Linked DNA regions of Homo sapiens: region 2 is linked to region 1. A link is a contact called in ENCODE Hi-C or POLR2A ChIA-PET data. All regions are on one chromosome and are shown on one strand. Each heading gives the region's core, a stretch centred on a gene start or an enhancer-like site at or near the end of the contact. The rest is flanking DNA. Distances are from core to core; before and after follow the strand shown. Region 1 has its middle 80 kb from the start of EYA2. Region 2 has its middle 44 kb from the start of EYA2.

The links. Hi-C counts contacts between places; a loop is a spot of excess contacts on that map. ChIA-PET counts read pairs that join two places held with the same protein, here RNA polymerase II (POLR2A). Pooled maps may share reads with other maps.
Region 2: a loop to region 1 is called in a pooled map, with 2.2 times the contacts of the local background. The contact joins two enhancer-like sites. A Hi-C loop is called at or near these places in 1 of 168 maps with a recorded cell type or tissue (sciatic nerve) and 1 of 50 pooled maps. POLR2A ChIA-PET finds 5 or more read pairs at or near these places in 2 of 52 experiments (BJ and Panc1).

Annotation. Positions count from the first base shown.
Region 1 is chr20:46,813,216-46,816,273 of GRCh38, reverse strand. No RefSeq gene overlaps it. Among named protein-coding and RNA genes, the nearest start is that of EYA2, 80 kb to the left of the region's middle. Within about 2 kb of position 1,458, at least 3 of the 41 ENCODE cell types and tissues checked have a DNase peak (open chromatin) inside an H3K27ac peak, as active enhancers do.
Region 2 is chr20:46,849,204-46,852,261 of GRCh38, reverse strand. No RefSeq gene overlaps it. Among named protein-coding and RNA genes, the nearest start is that of EYA2, 44 kb to the left of the region's middle. Within about 2 kb of position 1,586, at least 2 of the 41 ENCODE cell types and tissues checked have a DNase peak (open chromatin) inside an H3K27ac peak, as active enhancers do.

The DNA.
Region 1 (3,058 bases), core at 209-2,708:
TGGGATCACTCTGAGGCACATATTTTGTGCTGCCTCCCCAAGCACCCCAGTGAGATTAAGCTCTATTTGCTCACGCTGAAAACCTGCTTGGTGATATACTCTGTATTGCTTTCCTTTTCTTCTGCGTCTTACGTACAAGAAGAAAGAGATGAGGAGGAGTAGGTGAGGGATAGCAAATGGTCCCTAGATGCTCTAGTGACTTTTAATTGCCAGTATCTGCATCTTTACCTGGGTTTTTTTCCCTGAAACTGGAAGGACTTGCTGCTGGCTGGAAGAAGTGCCCACGATTTAACACTGCACACTCCTCCCCAGTACATCTCAACCAATGACTCTCAGGAGTTAGCGTATCAATATCCCAGCTCCCTCGAAGTGTAGACGGAATAATTCTGAGCTGTGTGCTTTGCACTCTTTCCCAGAGTTTGTTGGAGGGATGAAGCTGTCTGTGGTCACCTGTTGTGGTGGCTGACTTGATAAGGCACACTGTATCTGCTGACTTTTCTCCTCTGTCTTCTTCAATGCTTCTCCTTGAACCGTCACCTCTCATCTCTTAAATAAGCTACGTACCCTTGAATCCCTTTCTCAGTGATTGCTTTCAGGAAAACTGAAATTTGAGACATCTCTGATATTTGAGTGATGACGAGAAGTCAGGTATGAAAAGAATTGGGTAAGAGTGGAATAAAAATGGTGCATAGATGTTTTTATTTATTTATTTTTTTGTGCGATGCCACTTTGTGAGATGTGGAAGATATAGGGGAAATGGGAAGGAACTGAAGATCAGAGGGTCATTGTTAAGAGCACGGACTCTGGAGCCAGACCCTTGGGTACATGTCCCAGCACTGCCATTTAACATCTGCAGGAACTTAGGCAAGCCACTGAGTCCCTTAATGCCTCGATTTCTTTATCTGTAAAATGAAACTAAAAGCTGTACTTCAGAGGGTCGTGATGAGGACTGAGTGAGTTACAATATGTAAAGCACTTATAACAGTGCCTTGTGCAGTAAACACTATTATTATTATTACTAGTGGTTTTGTTATTAGTATTACTGCTTTAGACATGTTAAGATTGAGATGCCTATTGACATCCAATTATATCTGGCCCAAGTGCTCCCAAGTCTCTGGGGACAATGTGGTGAGATAATAACAGACATGAAAGAGTCTTGGAAACTCTTTGTTTACCCGTCTGTCTGCCCCTTTGAGCTCCAGAGACCATGACTAACTCGCCTCGGTCCCAGGCTTTGACTCAGGGCTGATCAGAGCAGTGACTCAGGGTAGCCACTGAGGATGTAAATAAAGGAAGGAATGGAGCAGGTCTTGCTGGCCACAGGTAAGGGAACATTCATGAGATTATTTCTGCAGGGGTCCCAGATCTAGTCCATCGAGGAGCTGCTGTCATTGCCCCAAGGCAGCTCTAGAGTTTTTAGAGTTTGTCTACCCCAGAGTTAAAAGGTTTTCCTGAGAATGAAGTGCTGGGGCTTTGCAGATCTGAGATAAGGCAGCTCTTAGAGTCTGCAGTAACCTGAGCTGCCCAGGCTTGGCAGAGGCATCTGGGAAGCTCTCACAAGAAAGGGAGGACAGAAAGCCAGCCCAGGTAGGCATACCAGCTCCTGGCTCCTCCCAGATGAAGGCCCAAATGTGGGGATAATGACCCTCTGCTGAGCAGCTTAATCCCAAAAGGTGCTTGAAAAAATGGAGCCTGCTGTCAGTGGAAGCATCAATTGGTGCCACCCTCTGCAAAGGCAAATTAACGATACCAGCACCTTGTTGAGTCATTTTGAAGCCTGAGGCCAAAGGGAAAATGTGCAGCCTTCATATATATGACTTTAAAAAATTATTAATATTATTATTATTATTTGAGACGGAGTCTCACTCTGTCACCCAGGTTGGAGTGCAGTGGCGCGATCTCAGCTCACTGCAACCTCTGCCACCCGAGTTCAAGTGATTCTCCTGCCTCCGCCTCCTGAGTAGCTGTGATTATAGCCACTTGCCACCACGCCCGGCTAATTTTTTTTTTTTTTTTTTTTTTTTTTTAGTAGAGACGGGGTTTCACCATGTTGGTCAGGCTGGTCCTGAACTCCTGACTTCATGATCCGCCCCCACCTTGGCCTCCCAAAGTTCTAGGATTACAGGCATGAGCCACTGCACCCAGCCTTATTATTATTATTATTATTATTATTATCATTGAGACAGGATCTCACTGTGTCACCTAGGCTGGAGTTCAGTGGCTCGATCTTAGCTCACTGAAGCCTCGAGCTCCCAGGCTCAAGCGATCCTCCTGCCTCAGCCTCCTGAGTAGCTGGAACTACAGACATTCGCAACCATGCCCGGCTAGCCTCATACATATAAATAATCTATTTTTTCACAGTTAAATTCTTTCCAGGAGTAGATTTTGAAAATATTAGCGATGAGTTTGCTTCCATTAAACCCAGCAAAGTAAAATTGATACAAATTCTGTTTGGGGTATAAATAAAATAAAACATAAGTAATGCTGTGAGTTTTAATACACTTACTTCTAACTTTTCAGTGTATATTTTTCAACTACTTCAACGATTTGGGAGAAAATTACCATTAAAGAATACATTAAAATATGTATATGAAGGCACGTTTTTCCTTTGGCCACAGGCTCAACAAAGCCAGTATGACACTGTCAGATGCTGTCTTTAAAACGTTGATATTTTGCTCATTATGGATGGTTTTTAGCATTAATTTTGATTTTTAAAAATATTGCATTAAGATACAATTTATCTTGATTACTGAGTTTTTGGGGCATCCTCTTAAATTTTGTGCCTGAATGCTTCACTCACCTCACCCTACTTCTGATCCTGCTTGTGCCAGACCATAAGGGGCCTTATCCAGCAGATACCACCCCTCAGGCTTGACGTTAGGGGAACTGTCACACAAAAGAGTGTGTTCAAGAGTGCTCACCGCAGCATGGGAAACCAGTCCAGTCCTTCTTAGAAGACGGCTGCTTACATGGAGCCATACGGTGGCATATTCTACAGCCGTTAAAAAGAATATTATTTCAAATTTTCCAACACATAAAAACATCTAAGACATATTAA
Region 2 (3,058 bases), core at 337-2,836, 36 kb before region 1:
AAATTCCACAGAGGAAGCCCCAGGTCATCCTAGCTTGGGTCACTCCCATGTCCTCTCCCAGCCCAGAGGAAGGTCACACCTCAGTAACAACCCCCTGTGGTCCCTAAGATGCATGCAATAGGGGAAAGAAGTTCCGGAATTCTTGAATTGGATATGGGAGGAGATGGTAGAAAATCATTCATTCATTCATTCATTCATTCATTCAGAAAAATGTTTATATTTGTGCCTCCTGGAAGCCACGCTTTGTGATGGCCAACTGGCCAGACAAGCCCCAGCTGCTGAGACCTGTGGCTCAGTTTGTCCCCACCTCAAGGCTGGCAGAGGAGTGCAGTGGATGCCAGACAGACAGACTCGGGCTGGAGTCCCGGCTCCACTCCTCTCTAGCTATGTGACTTTGGGCCTCTCTGAGCCTGTTTTCTCATCTTCAAGATGGAAATAAGAAGCCCTTCTTCCCAGAGAGAATCCATTTTTTGTGGGGGCTGAGGCTTACACAATTTTAGAGTCCCTTATAAGAATAAAGATAGGAATAGGTCTTACTGGCCGGACACGGTGGCTCACACTTGTAATCCCAGCACTTTGGGAGGCCAGGGTGGGCAGATCATCTGAGGTCAGGAGTTCAAGACCAGGATGGACAACATGGTGAAACACCATCTTTACAAAAATACAAAAATTAGCCAGGCATGGTGGTGCACACCTGTAGTCCCAGCTACTCTGGAGGCTGAGGCAGGAGAATTGCTTGAACCTGGAGGCGGAGGTTGCAGTGAGCAGAGACTGTGCCACTGCACTCTAGCCTGGGAGATAGAGCGAGACTCCGTCTTGAAAAAAAAAGAAGAAATAGACCGTACTTTTGCAATTATTACAGTACATGCCTTTGTGAGCTTATTTCTGGGGCCCTTCCAGAGCTTTGGAAGAGGCAGTGAAAGTGAAGACCCTGACACTTAAATTTCAGCAGCCTTATGGTAAATCAATCTTCGCCAACTCACAACATTTTTCTTTATTTTTTAAATTATGCAATGAAATAATGCCTGTAAAGAACTAAGTGCCACGCCCTACCATAGGTGGTAATTTCTGAAAGCCAGGCACTGTTTATAGCACTTGATATATATTAACGTATTTAATCCTCACAGTGAATTTATGAGGTAGAGGCTCTAATTGAATGCTCCATTTCACAGATTAGAAAATCGAGGCCCAGAGAGTGAAGTGATCCTTGCCCTGTCTCCCTACTTGTGACTGACTGATCTGGCAGTCTGGCTCCAGGGTCTCTATTCTGAACCACCGACCTTTATGACTCTTGTTGAAAGGCAGGGGTTTTTATTACCCTTTCTTGAATATCACAGGCATGCTCATTGCACGAACGTCTCTGTAAGGAAAATGAGACCTTTATCCTGTAATGTAGGTGAAAGCCCCTTTGGAACCCCAGAAGCCTGTTTTCTGAAGATCGCACTCCTGGTGAAAGAACGCTTTTCTCCCCCAGGGAGGTTGTGTGAAAACACTACCCTCAGAACACATGTTACACACGACCTGCTTGCCAGAGCCCCGCTTCCCTGACATCACACGGCGAACTCTGAACTCAATTAACTTCCGCCTCCACTTTATATTATCCCTAATGGGAAAACCGGGGACAAATCCAGTTGTACTTTTCCGTGTAACTTAACTACACGTAGAAACAGACTTGCAGACATTGATTTATGAGCGGAACTGAGGCTTGCCCTGTATGGTTTTTTTCCAGGGCAGGATTTGTCCTGCACTGGAGGACAGCTGTGGCCTTCCTGCTGGGTGAGGGCTGAGGCTGCTGAAGGGTTAACTCTGCTCATTCTCTCAAAGCCTCAGGCTTGAGGCTGTTGGTCAGTAGGTGCTACAAGAAGCCTATTTCAAAAAATTGTAGCCACTGGTGTTCAGTGACCCTTGGTACAAGCAGCCACTTCTTTCAACTAAGGAATGAAATCACTTGAGTGAATTGCAGCAAAGAACATGATGACCCAAAGGCCATCTTGTCCTGGAAAAGCATCTCTGGGCTGTTATACTAATTGGAGGAGCACGTATTACCTGAACAAGTTTCAATGGAAACTGTGATTTGCTAAATTACATGGTTTGCTTTGACGGGGTTACTTTAAGGACTGATCTTGAAAATTAATGCCTCTTCCTTCTCTCCCCACTTCCCATAATGCTGTTAACTCATCAAAAGTGAGGGCGATTTAGAATCTTCAGTCTCCTTCTTAAAGCCCTGAAATGGCTTCTCACTGTGCTTGGGATAAAGGCTGATCCCTAACGTGGTTAAGAGGCCTCATCTGACCTGCCTCCTGCCGCCTTCCAGATTCATCCCTCTACTCCACACTCAGATGCTGCACATCGCATCCTGAACTTCTCCTCGGATGCATCACAGCTTCTCTGCCTGGTACCCTCCTTTGCTTCCTTCTTCCAAGCAGAGATCAAGTTTTTTCATCTCCCTTTTCCTGGCCTGGCATAGTTCCCTCTTTTCCTGGTAAAAGCACCTCAGTCTCCTTGGGAGTCTGCTCTATCCGCATACTGTGGGTGGGTATGACCAAGCTATGGGGTCGAACAGAATCAAGCCTGGGCAAAGCAGAGTCAACCTCAGGACTTTTGCTGGCACTATTGTGAGGTGCCTTTCTATGGAGGTTTTAAGCAGACAGGATGTCAGCCTGGAACTGCACAGGAATGTCTTTGCCACCATGAATGTCTTTGCCACCATGAATGTGTACCCTGATTGAAATGAAGCTGCAGAGAGGCATGCAGACTCAAGAGATAGAGATGGATTCCTAATGACATCACTCAAGCGCCTAGATCCAGCCATTCCTGAAGCAAACAACTCTGGGACTTTCCAGTTACGTGAGCCAATGTATTTCAGTTACATGAACACATGTGTATTTCTCTGTTTGTTTAAAGCAACTTGAGCTAGGTTTCTGTCAATTGCAACTGAACGCTTCCTGAAGAATACACTTTCCCTTTTATTTCGTTAACTTTTGTTTATCCTTCAGGTATCAGCCTAGAGTCCTCCCTGATTCCCAAATCTGGGTTGGGTCCCTCCTCTGTGCATTCA